2 separate regions of the Mus musculus genome follow, and region 2 is linked to region 1. Evidence: chromatin loops called from intact Hi-C (ENCODE). Cell type or tissue: heart. All regions are shown on one strand.

What was found. A loop is a pair of places that touch in the nucleus more often than their neighbours do. Peaks named below come from ENCODE experiments on the same cell type or tissue, not always from the same donor. Only the 100,000 strongest peaks of a DNase experiment are listed, where the experiment ranks them.
Region 2: it touches region 1 in a loop (5-fold over the local background); 9 of 42 quality-filtered maps call a loop at or near these places.

The regions. Positions count from the first base shown.
Region 1 is chr8:10,384,185-10,392,184 of GRCm38, forward strand. Myo16 (myosin XVI) reads left to right here. Exons shown (of 35, transcript NM_001319151.1): 10 at 404-554; 11 at 5,945-6,055. Among named protein-coding and RNA genes, the nearest start is that of Gm51561, 42 kb to the right of the region's middle. In heart, no CTCF peak of the experiment used is centred here; a DNase peak (open chromatin) is centred at 3,177.
Region 2 is chr8:10,039,314-10,047,313 of GRCm38, forward strand. No RefSeq gene overlaps it. Among named protein-coding and RNA genes, the nearest start is that of Tnfsf13b, 37 kb to the left of the region's middle. In heart, a CTCF peak has its summit at 4,770 (motif pointing right); a DNase peak (open chromatin) is centred at 1,708; H3K27me3 peaks cover 353 bases.

The DNA.
Region 1 (8,000 bases):
CAAAATATTGCCTATGGCTCTGTACATTAAATCTTATACCCATTGTATTTTAATTATGAGTATAACTTGTTTCATTTGTTTACAAATCCCTTTTCACATTTAAATTCAGCGCCTAGTGCAGTTGTGCACTTCAAACAGCTTTTAAATTACCTATTGATCTTTCTATTACAGTTGAATGTATCCTGGTAAACATTTTCTTTTGGAGTTAAAATGAATGCTTTTTTTTTTCAGAAGTAAATCTAAATGATAGGTGGGCTGAAGAGAAAACTTTACATTTCCTGCAGCTTACAGGACATGTTTTTATCTGAGTAAACATACCTTCTGTAGCCCAGGCTCCCGTAGCTTTTGATAGAAACAGCAATGTTAGAAGAAAACTAATTTTGGTATTGATTGTTTCTTGTAGAAGTCCCCTGGTGCTACCAATCGCCAAGCAGGACAGCTTACTGGAAAAAGACATTATGTTCAAAGACACAACGAAAGGTCTGTGCAAGCAGGAGTCCCAGGATGGCCCTCCTGAGACCAGCATGACAAGCAACTGCGGCAAGCCAGAGCAGGTAACTTCGCAGGGTCACAGGGAAAACCTACAGCATTCAAAGCTGACCTGTCTTTTATTCAAAGACAAAATAAAAGTGCATAGGCTAGAGTCTGTTTAAAATTCCTGTCAATGTGGCAATTCTACTGTAGGTCATTAATAAATACAATTGCTATTTAATTTTAGAGAAGTTTTAATTTTACAGTATATTTTTAGGTGTCTTTGATCATTAAGTAGTATTTTTTTCTCTTTTTCTGTTTCTTCCAATTCTCCAAATACATATACATTGGTCAAAGATGCACTGAGAGGCATTTCTTTTTAAAAGAAGCTATGGTGTGTGTGTGTGTGTGTGTGTGTGTGTGTGTGTGTGTGTGTGTGTGTGTGTGTGTGATCACTTAAGACTCAATGCCTGATTTAGGGGCGATTGCTTTGCTGTTTTGGACGGTTATGAGTTTAAGTTTTCTCCTTTCTGTGACAGAAGTAAATGATTTTCTGTGCCTGGTGCTTTGTGAACGACAGAGCTATGCTCACCTATGTTCAAACATGTTCTTTAAAACTAAGAAGGCTTTGCAGCCTCCCAGCATCCGGCAGGACCTTCCTTGTGGGTGGTTTCTGTGTTCTTACTGTCATCTCTTAGGTATCCTTGATATAAGAACACCATGATCATTTTCTGTTCCTTCCTTTTTGGAGGATATGGTGGGGATTTTAGATTGCTGACCTGTAACACTTACTAAACCCATTAAGATTTTCCCTGCAAGCCAGATCACAGATGCTTCAGGCAATCAGCCACTGGACGGTTCTTCATAGAAGAAGCCAAGCTATAGATGGCTGGGTCATGCAGTCACATTCCATACAAAAGCCATGGAAAAGACTTTTCAACGCAACAAAGTACAAAGTACCAGTTTAGAAATAAGTATGTAATGTAGAAAATTTTGAAAATTAAAACAAAACCACTTAGTACCTCTTCCTCTGGATTTTTGTAAAATGTAGCTTTAGCAAAGGGTAACTCCACAGATGGGTAGTTAGTGACTATCTCTGGTTGCATCGATCCTCTGCAAAAGGCATAGAAAAACTGGCTTGTGCAGAATCTCTGTAAGGCACCCATGCCTTCTAAAGCTGCCTAGAATCGAGCATCAGAACTCTCTTCTGTTGACTGTGAAATCTTTATAACTACAAGGAGCTGCCCGCCCTGAAGGTCTCCGGTGCTACGTGAGTCACTGTTTTAGTGTAAGCCAGCCAACGAGCACATTGTTTCACCTGCTATTCTAGAACATTTTCCTCAACCCAGTGCAAATGTGTGGCTAGGGGCAAGAACCTGGACACTTCCAGCTGGATGCCGAGAACTGCTCCTGTGGGCTCTCTGTCAATACCGGCCATGCTTTCTCTACTTGCAGTACAAACTGACTTGAACATCCTAGCCTTGTCCCTGAGTAAAATAGGTCTTCTCTCTCTCTCTCTCTCTCTCTCTCTCTCTCTCTCTCTCTCTCTCTCTCTCTCTCTTTCTCGTTTTTAGAGTTAAAAATGCATACTAACTTGCAGAAAGTTTGGGCTTTAATTTTGAATGTTCCACATTCTTACAATCATATGTACTATATAATATATCATATCATATATGTCTATTAATCTGTCTTTATACATATATATATATACCCATACCTACATTCTTATTATGAATATCTATACCATACATGAGATTGTATTTGTGGGCAGTAGTAGGATGCTCACAAAGACTTTAAAATAAGATCCTGATGATGATAGAGGTGGGAGAAATGGGTCCTGGGTTCTGTTCCCAGCATCCACATCAAGTGGCTCACAACCATCTGTAACTTTGCACACCCTCTTTGACCTCTATAGGTGCTTGCACATATAAGTTTCATTTGCTATCTCTCCATATAAGGACTTCTGCTAGGATCTCTTTTCTTTCTAGAAAATATATACTGTTTCATCTTTATTTTTTATAGATTCCTGTTACACAAAACAGTTCACTGATACAAGAAAACCTTCAACAAATCTAACTTAATCCTCAGAAAGACATAACATCCATAGTAGCAATGAGTTACTGAGCACAGCAGTCCTCCCTTGTCTTTTGGTCCTAGTGAGGGTTTCTATTGACATGATAACAAACACCATGACCAACTACGACTACACTTCCATCTTTGTCTTAGTCCATCATTGAAGGGAGTCAGGGCAAGAACTCAAACAGGACAGGAACCTGATTCTTCAGGACTCCTGAAGGCAGGAGCTGATATAGTAGCCATTGAGGGGTGCTGCTTACTAGCTTGCTCCCTCTGGTTTACTCAGTCTGCTTTTTCATAGAACCTAGGACCATCAGCCCAGGGATGGCCCCACCCACAATGGACTGGCTTCCCCCATCTATCACTATTTAAGAAAATGCCTTACCACCCGTTCTTATTGAGGAATTTTCTTAGTTGCAGTTCCCTCCTCTCTGGTGACTCTAGCTCGTGTCAAGTTGACAAAGAATTAGGTAGCATAGTGAGTATGTCCAGCTCTATTTCCTCTCCTGACTCCCTTTGTGAACCTCCTGCATTGGGCAATTGCTAAGTGGCCTTGGCACCTCTGCCTGTTACCTTTACCAACTGCTGAAAGGACACTGTCACAAAGTAAAGCCAATCTTCTCTTCCAGCCACTTAACACCCTGGGCACCCTTCCATCACCCTTGGAACTGAGCAGCCATTCCTAGCCTCTTCAGTTTCATGCCTTCTACATACCTGCTACCCTTTGATTCTACCCACAGCCACACCAGTCCTCAAGGGCTTCCCACACACCATCCTGGTTCTTCTCCTTCATCCTAAGAGACTTGTCCTTCCAAATGATTCCCACTTTCAACCTGAGCACAGCCCACAGACAAGGGCAGCCTAGATCACCACAGAGCAAACTTTTTCAGACATCTGCTTACTTCTGTGCATTTTCTACACTTGTAATTTATTATTTATGTACTTGCTGGCCCCTCCAGCAGACTGAGAACACAGAGAGATGAAAGATAACATCTCCTTTTATCCTCTTTTTCTGTCTTTGCATCAAGCTACTGGCATAAAGCCTGTCAGAGAGTAGAAACGCTAGGAACACTGCGAACTTGTGAATGTGGTCCTGGAGCTGCTTATCGCACGCTGCCCTCTCTTCTCTGACTGTTACACAGTGGTAATTAGGCCAACTTACTCTGGCTTACTCTGGTAGTCAGTCTTCACTGTCAGCTCAATGGGATTTGAAACCTCTGGGGATGCCTGTGAGGGTTTTTCCAGAGAATTGTAATTGAAGAGAGAGGATCCCCCATAAGTGGGTGGTTTCATCCAACTGGATAAAAGTTGTTGAGCGAGAAGGTAGACAGCTGAGCTCTGCCTTCTCCCCTCTCCTGGTTGACACCTTGACGCAGTAGACCAAGCTGCCCTCACGGCCACAGCTTCCTTTCCAGCAATGATTCTGTTTTTCTGCCTTCTAAGGCCAAATACTTCTTTTAAGCCATTGTTCATTGGTGTTTGGTTGTAAGGACCAGAAAATAAAGAGTCACCAACCACGTGGCTATAGAAAAACCAGCTTTCCCCATTATCAGCCTGAAATCCTGTTGAGTAGTGAATCAGATTACTCTACCTGCAGCTTCTGCTGTATGGGGCTGGTCACTCTGACCTGCCTTTGGCAAGCATCTGCTGCATCTACTAGGGAGGTACCTTCTACTCCCCATGTTTCCTCTTAGAGTCCTTTCCTCTGATGTCCCCTCTCTCTTCTTTAATTATCAACCCTGACAAGTATTCAGATTGAGCCCGTCTCTGTTCAGTCTGTGGACCCTGTTCCTACTCTTCCTACTTAGCCCTCAACTCCCTCAAGCATTTCACTGACAGTGTCTTTATTTAGCAAGGGGCTATCCACTAATGTCCACACTTCCCCACCCCCTCCTCCCTCCAGGATGTCCCTCAGGGAAGTTGACAGTGTGGCCATTGCCACAGAGCTCTTTTGAGCTGCGTAACTAAGCACACCAGAGTTCCATGCTCAGCTGCAGAGCTGACAGTGGACCAAGTTCTTCCCATGAGTCGAGTGTGAGTCTTAGGGTCAGGTGGCTGGTTGTTGGAAATTTTGAGATCAGAAATATTGTGCCATTTGGTTTTTCAGTGAGTAACTATGCTTCCCCTGGGATACTGTGTTCTCATGTCGAGAAATGGATCAGTGTCCGATGCCCAGGAACTCCTAGCCATGGCGTCTTCTAAGTGGGTTATGCAGCACTGTGCCCTCCTGACCTTGAGATACTGAAGGCAGAGCCTCCACCTCCGCTGCTAGTGTACTTGGGCAACGTGCAGCCTGAGAGACAGAGCATGTCTTATGATGCATTCACCAGCTCTGGGGAACACATTCTTAAGTCTAGTGTTTTAAGATGTGTTATGATTTCACTCTGCAGATAACTCCCACCAGATAAACAGTGATGATTATATTTAAATTATTCAGCAAAAGAACACAGGATAAATAATACGTGTGCAATGTAGATATGAAATTCAAGGAGAACACAGGCTATGTCAGAAACAGAGACCACAAGCAAACTTGCTTAGGTTTCCTGTGTGTCCTGGGCTCTCAGGACCCTACACAGATTCTTCTATTTCTCAGCCAAGGCTGCTCTGTACTATCTGTCAAGCATCTGCTACTAGAGCACGCTCTGGGCCCGGTGGATTAAGCATTGTGCATTTCTCACTTGGAGACTGCTGGTTTCCATCTAATTAAAAGACCACAACCATCTGGATTTATTTGAAATACTTATCTTGAAATAATCTATTTGAAGTAGTTATTGAAATATTGCTTGGTTTTAAAGGGATGAGTGTGATTATTTTTTTCCCTTCTGCCAGTTACCTAATCTCACAGACACCTTAATCTTAAAATCGATGTAAAACAGAATAAAAATCACAAGCCCCAAATCTGGGGTCTATCCTGAAAACCTGACCCTGTCCCCTCAGAAGGCAGAACCTGAACCCCTTGCCTTTCTATGCCCAAAACAGTCTCAAAGGCTTAGCTCTGGGAGCTAACAAATACTTGAATGTAACTTGATCCCTTCAAAGATTAGGGACACACAGATCTGACTTAAAATTTGGAGATAAGAAAGGTCAGTCAACATGATGGTGGTCTTCAAGGCATAAGGAACTTGGCACAAGGTGATGTGTGTGTGTGTGTGTGTGTGTGTGTGTGAGAGAGAGAGAGAGAGAGAGAAAGAGAGAGACTTGTAGTTATGGAACGTGGAACACAGACCCTGATCTGAATGGTCCTCTCTTCCTCAAACCATCTCCCCTTTTAACATTGGTTTCATATCCACGTGGTCTCAGAACTTTGAGAAGTTCCTGAAGTCGGAACATGCACCTGTGAAGAGCTGATCAGAAAGTGACCACAGTTGATGAGACTGGCCTTTGTCCCACCCCACAGGTCCAGGTCATGCCTCCAGCTCCCAGCGATGACCTAGCCACACTCAGTGAGCTTAATGACAGCAGCCTGCTGTATGAAATTCAGAAGCGCTTTGGAAATGACCAGATACACGTGAGTACCACAGGGCTGCCATGCACCCTGGGTCCCCACTGTGGACCACAAAGGCTGCAAGTGATGGATCCCTAGAAGCTTCTGGCCGTGGCGATGGCTGAGGTTGAGCTTCACAGAGTTCAGTCTCTTCTTGGGAACATTCTTAGTCATATTTAGCAAAATCCCAAATTCAGAATGAAGTGTAAGCTAGTAAGGACTCTGCAGATAGACAAGGGCTCGCAATGATGTGTTGGGTCTCAGGAACCTGGGACAAATGGCTAGTTGAGGTGCCCATTAACAAACCAAAGCAGATGCTGGCCAGCTTTCCCAGCATGCCTCAGTACCTCCAGCTCCCTCCCAGCACTCTTTACCCTGCCCCCTCCTCCTCTCACTCCCAGGGTGCTGCATTTCCCTTCCCTTCCCTTAGCCTGATCCCAACACAATCCAGCCATTGTGGGTACTCTGATGTCTTGGCCTCTTGGCCCTAGCTGCTCCTTTTGGTTAGGGGCTCCTGTCTTGCTTTCCCTCTCTCCCCTCCTCTCATGGCCTGGTTTAGTCTCCCAGACATGTTCAGTCTGGGCTTTTCCCTCCACCTGCTTTCCCCTTATACCCACAGTAAGTCCTGTCTGTACGTTAAGAAGAGTCGTGTCCTCCTCCTCCTCTGACTGCATTTTCACACTCGTTGTGCCTTTTCTGTTGTCCTGACTGAGTGGAGAGATCTTTCCAGAACCGGCAAGATCTGTAGATCAGCTGCTTATAAATCTCAGTCTGCCTCAAGACACCAATGGCTCCATACTAAGTACTTAGTACTTAGAACTTAGTACTTAGTACTTAATAGTGTCTCTCTGGGCACTAACCTAACTGTGTGTGTACGATTTCTGCAGAGATGCAGAAAATGCCATTTAGATGGAGAATGAGTTAAGATTGTCCTAACCCTTTCCTGTATGTTAGCTTTCTAATGCCAGTAACAATGTAGACAGCCTGTAGTCTCAAAATCCATCTCTGCCCACCCCCACCCCCTACCCCCGGCCTCCCTCTGCCCCCTCCCATGTGCTCATTGATTTTGTTCTGTCCCATACAGAGCCCAGGACAATTCAGTCCAAGTGCCTGTGGAGATTTCCGATTATGCCCGAATCTGTCACATTCTCTGATAACACCCATTTAGTCCTAATCTACGGAGGAGAATCTGATTAAGTCATTTTCATGTAAATGTGAAGACTAAGATTTCTCAGCAAGTAATGAGTTGTCAGGTCCTGATTAACCCACAAGCTGCAGCCCAGCTTCTCAAGGCTTCAATAAACTGCCTGCCACCACAAATATATTTAAAATTAAGCACGCGCATCACAATTGTTGGAACTTTGCCACTGGCATAAGTGGTTAAGCCTGGCTGCTTTGGTTTCTATTATCTGTCTCCCTGGTGCTTTCGTGACCTGTTTCTGGTTTTTTTTTCTTTTCTTTTCTTTTCTTTTGTTTCTTTTCTTTGTCTTTCATTCTTTTCTTTTTTCTTTCTTTCTTTCTTTTTTTAAATCTTGTTTTATTTTCATACTACCCAGGACTATAAATCCAACACCCAGTGCATGCTGCTAGTTTGGTCTACACCTCTGGTCCTTTCTTTGCATTTTATCTGAATAAATGTCTAGGCTGCCCTGGAACTCATAGCCTAAGATGTCCTTAACCTTGCAGCCTCCCTGCCTCGGCCTCCTGAGGGTTTTATACAACCGAGCCTATGGAAAGACTGAGTTGGCTTCTGTTCCTTAGTTCCTTTGTGTTTGTCAAGTTCCTCTGTCCCTTAAGCACCTGCTCATCCCATTCACTATTGGGCCAACCACAGTCCCTGCTTTGACAGCCCTACTCTGCAGCTCGGGTCAACACCATCTCTGCCCTGGCAGCCCCATTCGTGCTACTGGGGTCACTATGGTTACCACCCTCCCTGCCCTGGCATTCCCCCAACTTGAGAGGTCCTTCT
Region 2 (8,000 bases), 340 kb before region 1:
GCTGAAATTTGAGGATCTGTAGTCACTCTAGCTTCTAAGAACTCTTCCACATGTCAGTTATGGACTGTGCCCTCTCAAACATGAGTCTAAATGTGTTCTTGCTCCCTCCCCTAATAGCTCCTGTCAGGGATTCAGTTATAGATACCAAAAAAGTAAGAAATAAATATATTGTCCTTAGGCACCCTGAGTAAGAAAGGGGTCTGGGGAGAAGGAGGGAAATATGGGGGTAGAAAGAAGGAAGTTATAATGGGGAGAGCAGGAAATGTTGGAGGTAGAAAGAAGGAAGGAATGATGGGGGAGAAGACAATGATGGGAATGAAGGAGGGAAATCATGGGGAGGAGAGAAGGAGAAGGAGAAGGAAGGAATGATGGGGAGAAGGAGAGAATAATGGGAGAAGGAGGGAATGATGGGAGGAGGGAGCAATGGGAGAAAGGAAGGAACTGAAGTATCCTTATGGTTCCAAATAAATGTACAACTATTCACCTGAAGGCACTTCACTTCTTGTGATTGTCCAGATGTGTCAAAAATGTCATGTGTAGGTCAAAGGTTGCTTGGCATTTAACATAGTCTAAGAGAAAGGATCCAGGATCTTGGTATTATGAGACAGCACAAGTAGGTTCTGTATATCAGGGGCTGGATGGGGACCAAGCATCCAGATAAAGGGTCTTCTGGAGACTAAAGAATGTGTATATTGGATCACCATGTGAGTATGGACAGGCCCTGGGTGACTGTGTGTAACCCTTCTCCAGTCTTTTCTGCAGATAAGAGGAATCCCTTGAGTCTTCCTGTGGACTCTCCCTAGGGAGGGAGTCTGTGTTGGGGCCCAGCTCACCAGTGGAGTGGGGGACACACTCAGTGTGAGCAACGCAGCAGAGAGGGTGGGAAAGTCAGCTCATCCACATAAATTTCTCATTTCCAATAAAGTTATTGCACAACGTGTTCAGTGTGACTCCTGGAAATTAAAGAGAAGTGGATCGGTTTTTTTGCCAAGTATGAGCCGCAAACTTAAGAGGGCTTCCAGACCCACTTCCAAATGTCACAGCAAAAACAAACAAAGCATTTCTAAAATGAAGTACCATCAATCAAGGAATCTGTTTGGCCAGTCACAGAAGTCAAGGGTGAGAGTGGAGACCCATAGAAGTCAATCTGTTCACACAGCAAGGGAAACCCTTATCTTCTGGTGGGAACTCAATCATGATTGGCATCTTTGGAGTTTCATCTCGCCACATCCCAGATCCTGCTGTGTCTATGTGCTTCTTACTATATATATATATATATATATATATATATATATATATATATATAGTGTGTGTGTGTGTATGCACATGTGAGTGTATTGAACATGTATGTGCATGTGTGTGTACATGTTGAGTGTACACAGTGGAGTCACAGACACCTCAGAAAAATCTCAAATGTGTAACTTGTCTTGATGATTGGAAAGACATTTGCTAACCCTACATTTCTTCTGAGAAAGTGGATGGTCCAGCCAGAAACAGAGTTGAGACTGAGGCCAGAGAGGAGGCAAACCAGGTGAGAGGTCCCTTGGCAGTGGTGGAAGCTGCTGAAGATCAAACCCAGGCTCTCCCTCATGCTAAGGGAGTGTTCTGAACAGTCCCAGCCCCAGATGCCAGACAGGCAGAAATGTGAAATCACGTAACAAGTACATGTTTGGATTCTGTGTCCCAAGTTTAAGGTCAGCTTCCCTATCATATTACAGCCATTCCTTATCAAGAGGCAGCCATGGCTTCCTTTCATATTATTAGAAATGGAAGGGCTTCAGCTCGGATGCAGAGTTTTATCTAGTACTCAGACTTGTCTAAGAGATAATTATGTGCCAGTGAAAAACTTGTAAATGTCCAGTGACAGAGTAGAGAGTGCCTGGAAAGCCAGTGTGTGGAGAGAGAGGAGGACCTTGGGCTACCACTTGTGCTGGCGTTACTTTCATGTTGCTGTGGTGAAATACAAGAGAAAAACAAGACAGGTCAAGTTTATTCTGGGGACAGCTTCAGAGAACTTTCATCCCACATGGCAGGGGAGGTAGGGTGGCAGAAACTTCAGAAGGGCACATCCCTTTCTAGTGTGTACAAGCAAAGACTTTAACTGGAATCGGGCTCTTGGTTTCAGAGGGATTTGCGTTTATCATGGCGAGCAGGACAGGTAGGTTCCACTCCTTACTGATGTGCGGTCCAGCAGGAGCAAAGAACTGGTCTCATCCGGAATCATCAAAGGCTCTGCTGACTTCTGCTGACCCTGCAGGCCCCACTTAGTGATTCCACAGCTTTCAAAAATGGCACTGGAAGCTGGGAATTTAGCATTCCAAATATGAGTTTGGTAGGGCACATTTCAGACTCAGATCACAGTCTTCTGTCTCTTGCCCCTGAAGGCTCATGATTGTCTAATAATGAGAAGTTCCACTAATCCAAATCTGAGAGTTCCCACTATATTAATAAAAACTCCAGCTCACCCAAATATCCAATGTTCAAAGTCTCTACTGAGTCTCAAGACAATACCTGAGCTACTTGGCTTCATAAAATGATCTTCTAGTATACGGTAGCACTGAGCAGCATTCCCAAAGGGAGGGATTGGAGGAAGCAAGGAAATATTGGACCAAACAAAGTCAAAACAGGACAAATGTTAAATCTTGTAGCCCTGGGCGTGGTTCTGTGGCACAAGTTACCACAATGCGATCCACCACAGGCTTGAGGAGCCTTGCTTTGTTCAGCACACCATGCCTTGGGCTAGCTCCACATGGTATCTGCAGCTTTCCATGGCAGGTATTCCAGTTCTCAACATCCTCCTATCCATATTGCAAACATAGATTTTATGCAAAGCCCCATGCATATGCTGCAAGGGACCCCTGATATGCAGACTCCACTTGTGCTCCATCCACACTGGCCTTTATCTTGACCCAGTACTTCTATGGTGTCAGCACACAGAAAATGCCAGCCTCTGCAGCCACCCCAAGATGTGACTGGTCCCTTGGACCATGGCTGTACCGGTCTCTGAGTACCTTGTGTATCTTCTGTTTAATGGTGCTGATCTTTTTGCCAGTTAAAGCCATTTTATCTGCATCTGCTTTGTCCACAATGACACTCTCCTTTCACACTGTACATTTTCAATTCTTTCTTTCTTTCTTTCTTTCTTTCTTTCTTTCTTTCTTTCTTTCTTTCTTTCTTTCTTTCTTTCTTTCTTCCTTCCTTCCTTCCTTCCTTCCTTCCTTCCTTCCTTCCTTCCTTCCTTCCTTTCTTTCTTTCTTTCTTTCTTTCTTTCTTTCTTTCTTTCTTTCTTTTCTCTTGGTTTTTCGAGACAGGGTTTCTCTGTGTAGCCCTGGTTGTCCTGGAACTCACTTTGTAGACCAGGCTGGCCTCGAACTCAGAAATCCGCCTGCCTCTGCTTCCCGAGTGCTGGGATTAAAGGCGTGCGCTCAAATCTTTTTCTGATCTTTAGTCCTGAATCTTGGTGTCAGTTTGGCTTAAAGCTCTGGGAAATGACAATGCTGAAGCCCACATGCTATGCTGTGTCAAAACTTCCGCTACAAAACAATTCCATAGAGTTCACACTCACTCAACTTTGAGGACACAGGGGAAAATGTAGCTTGGTTCTTTGCACAAATGTGACATACACAGTCTAGAGTCCAGTCTTCAATAGAGTTCGGTTCCCACCGAAACCTCACGGGTGCTGTCTTTGTGGCCCACCATTCTTCAGGCATTCTGGGATTCCAGACTCCCAGCAGCATCCCCCCACTAAGTGAAGACTAGTGTATCTAGGACATCTGTAGTCCTCAGTTCCAATCTCTTTCAAATCCCTCCTAAAAATCATCTCCCAGGGTTCAAACCTCTCTTGGTCCGGCTTCATTTATCAATAACCTCAATTTTCTGATATTAATCGTCTATATTAGTTACTTGTGTTATCATTGTGGCAAGATGTATGACCGAGGTTTCATCTTGACTCCTGGTTGAGGAGAAAGCTCAGCCCATCCTGCTAACGGTGTTGCAGGAGGAGACTGAGAAAGGCGACTGGTGCTCACATAGCACAGGTCTGGGAGCAGAGAGCCTGGCCACAGCCATGACATGTAGCCTGTAAACATTTCCCTAGTGATCTAGTCCAGTCAGCCATGTTGAACTTCCTGTAGTCCCTATAATATAGTTCAAAATAGTATTGCAAGCTGTGGCCAGTGTTCAAAACATGAGACTAAAGGCACTTTATACTCTCATCACAGTACTCATGTCCAAATAAAGCCATCAAAAGAGAAGATGGGCGGAGAGAGGAGAGAGGAAGGGAGTAAGATACAGCGTTTTCAGTATTTAAAGAGTGGAATAGGATTGAATGTACAGGAGCAGGAGAAGGCAGACCTTTTGGATTTTTCTTCTTTTGTTTTTAGACTGTTTTTTGGGATATGATAGAAATCCCATTACATTTGGTACATCTTAATTTTATATGTAATTTTAATATAGATACAGTGTTACTCGTAGTGTCATATAATTGCTTTAGAATATTCAGGACTTGAGCGTACAGGGCAGGCATGATTGGGGAGGAAGATGGCAACGATACTTCTGTTTTTCCCCAGTTTTTGCAGCTTGACAATGTTAGGGAGGGATGGTCAGATGTTTTGTTGAGTGGGTGAGGTGAATCGGGTATTTTTTTTCTTTTCCTCTGTGTGTGTATGCGTGAATGTGTGTATGCACGTGCATGCCTGTATGTGTGTGTAATTAGTGTAGCCATGTCATACAAGTGCCTTCCTTTGTCCTGTTGCTCACACATGCAACCACTAGAGGGAAGCACGCGAACATCTAATGAAAACGTCTGCTTTATTAACTACAATTAAGCAAATGGTAAAAATTGTAAGACTACGAAAAGGAACAATAAGCTACCCAACATACGCCATGAATGTTCCTTAAGGTATATTCCCCGGGCACTGTAAAACCGAGATGTCGCCACATCTTCTACTGTCCATCTTTGCATGAAGTTCTATTGTATCAAACCACTTACAACGACAAGACCTTGCACAACCATAGCCCCCAGTGCAAAAGGAGTCTAGCTAAAGCTTCCAGAAATAAAAGCCACTCTGTTTTGCTGAAGAGTCTATAAGGCCAAGAGACTAAACATTGTGAGTGTTGACATTTAACACTGTGTAGACCAGGGCCAAATTATCTTCAGCTATTTCAGTCACACAAAAAAACTCATTGCTCACTCCCATGTCTGACCAAACCTTTTGTGACTACTAAAACATTAAATATTCATTCATTGAAGAGAATGTACTTCCACCAGCAACAAGCTAAGGATATGTCAGACAGCATCTGAAACCTACAGCAGTTCCCCCTCTTTGTAGCTGCTCTGCCACCCGTGGTCCCTGCCTGTATGTGGCATATGCCTTGGTTTATAAATGCCTTGGTTTACGACTTTGTTTGGTAATTAACAGTGGCTTGTGTAGCCACCTCCATAGTAGGTCACATCCTTAGGAATGACCCAAATTAATATTTGCAGCCCACGGTCAGATTGCATACCATAATTAATTCTTTTGTGCTTCCATTAAGGACTGTAAGACCTGTGGTGAGTCCTACGAACTCCATGTCCAATTGAAAGCCCATTTCCCTTGACATTTCAACTTTCGATGTTCTAAAGGCTAGTAAGGTCACCTATCACAGTCTGACCTATAAACAAACCCGTGGGCCTCATGTCCCTCCCATCCACGCTTCCTTGTCATTCCAGGACCCAGGACACCCAGGACAGCACTCCCTTCTTGCAATACCACACACACCATGCCTTCTTCTCTGTATCCAACCATCGAGCACTTAACACTTTCTTTTACACCAAAAATATTTCTGCAATGAATCATGAGATTGATTCTTCTGGTTTCTATCAATAATCTTGGAAAATATGCATCCAAGCATACATCATCTCCAGTGAGCAAATATTAAAGACACTTTCCTACGAGAAAGGTTGCCATGAGCCTGGCCTGTAGGCAACAGGATATTTGTGGTTGTTCTCTTTTTGCTTTGAGTTGGACTCCTTATATCTTGAAATTGGAGCATCTTTGCCCTGTAGGAGAACAGTGAGTGCAAACATAGGCATGTGGACAGACATCAAAAGCCGCACTTCTGGGAGGTCAAGGCTCTTGTCTTGGCCAGTGTAGGGCTCATTCTGACTTGGGATGCTCATAGGTTGTTATTTCTCTCCCTGAGTTTCTTCTCCACTATGCATCTGTTTGGAGATTTTTATTCCTTATAGAGACACAGAGGCAATGTCTAGGGTTCCTGGAAGCTCTCAGACTTGACCACATGCACTTATGCACTTGTTCTAGGAAATAAATTAAATATGATACAAACAGCTTCCCACTATTACGGACTTTGTTGAACTTTCCATTCTACACACTGTACAACAGAAAACTCACACTGTGGACAGTAGAACATGTTTCTCCTGCCAGGGTTATGAGCTTATATAGGAAATATTTCTCAATCACTTCATGTGTGGAATTTGGCACTCACTCGTGCACAAGGATAAGGGTAGAGTGACAGTTATCAGAAGCTGGAATGGGGCAGAGCTAGGCATGGACAAAGGCTGCTGCATGGTACTGAGCACATGTGGTGTGCACATAGTATGACTATGGTGAGCACAGTGTGTGACTGTGGTGTGCACACAGTGGAGTGACTGGTGTGCACATAGTGTGACTATGGTGTGCACAGTAGTGTGACTGTGGTGTGCACAGTATAGTGATTATGATCTTTATAGTGGTGTGCACAGTGGAGTGATTGTTGAATGCACACTAGTGTGACTATGGGATGCACAGTAGTGTGATTATGGTGTGCACAGTAGAGTGACTGTGTTATGCACAGTAGTGTGACTGGTCTGCACAGTGGAATGACTATTGTGTGCACATAGTGTGACTATAGTGTGCACACTACTGTGGCTGTAGTGTGCACATTAGTGTGACTGTGGTGTGCACACTAGTGTTACTGTGACCGTGGTATGCACACTAGTATGACTATGGTTAATAATACTCTATGGAGTATTTAAAAGAATCTACAAAAAAGAATCTGAGCATTTTTACCACAAGGGAAAGATAAACATGTAGACAGACAGGTTTGTGTAGGTGGACTTGGACATTCATAAAGACTATGTGTATTAAAACAACACAGGCTCTACATAAATGTGTATAAAGTTTATATTTTAAAAGACACTGAATGGAAAATATTTTTATGTTGGACTATAGTTAGGTCAAGGGGAGATAAATATTTTATTTGCCTCATGAATATTTATAACTGAGGGGTGTAATCCATATAAACCCTTTGCTCCCCAAGTTGCTTTTTGCCAGAGGTTTTATCACATCACAGGGTGATCCAAGGACAGAGTGGAGGAGGATGGTGCTGGAGGTGGAGGGGCTAAGCACCAAAATGTAGCTAGAAAGGAGCAGGTTCTAGTGTTCTGCTGCTGCTGAGGTGACAGCAGTTTACAGTGGTTTGTTATGTATCTTCTGAAGAACTGGGAGAAATGGCGTGTTTGCAGGAAGCTGGAAACACAGGTCGTCCAGCTGTTAGTCACTGTATATGAGGGCTGAAGTCTCCACTGTGCCCTCATACTGGCACTACTGTGAGTCAATTAAAAGTAGAAACAATCACTAGAGTTTCATCCTTCATAGCTCCAGACAGCACTGCTCATCTTTCTTCTAACAATGCAGCGGGATCCTTTTCTAGGAGATGCGGCACACAATCGGCCATGTCACCCTCTGTGGGGACATTCGGATGTGATGGGCACATGGCGTGATATGGGTGCTGCAGAGATGTCCAGCTTTTGCACTGAAGTCAGAGGACATAGAGACTGCCCAGGGTGGAGGTTTGGGAGCTGTTGTCGGGTGCACACAGGTGGAGGAAGGAAGCCAGGGAAAATGGATAGCCCTGTATGTGCCTCAGGGAACACACATACTACAGAAGCTGGGCTGTGTATGGGTTTGGACAAAAAATCACTTGGTGGCAGATGGGCTGATGATGGAAGGAGACAGGTT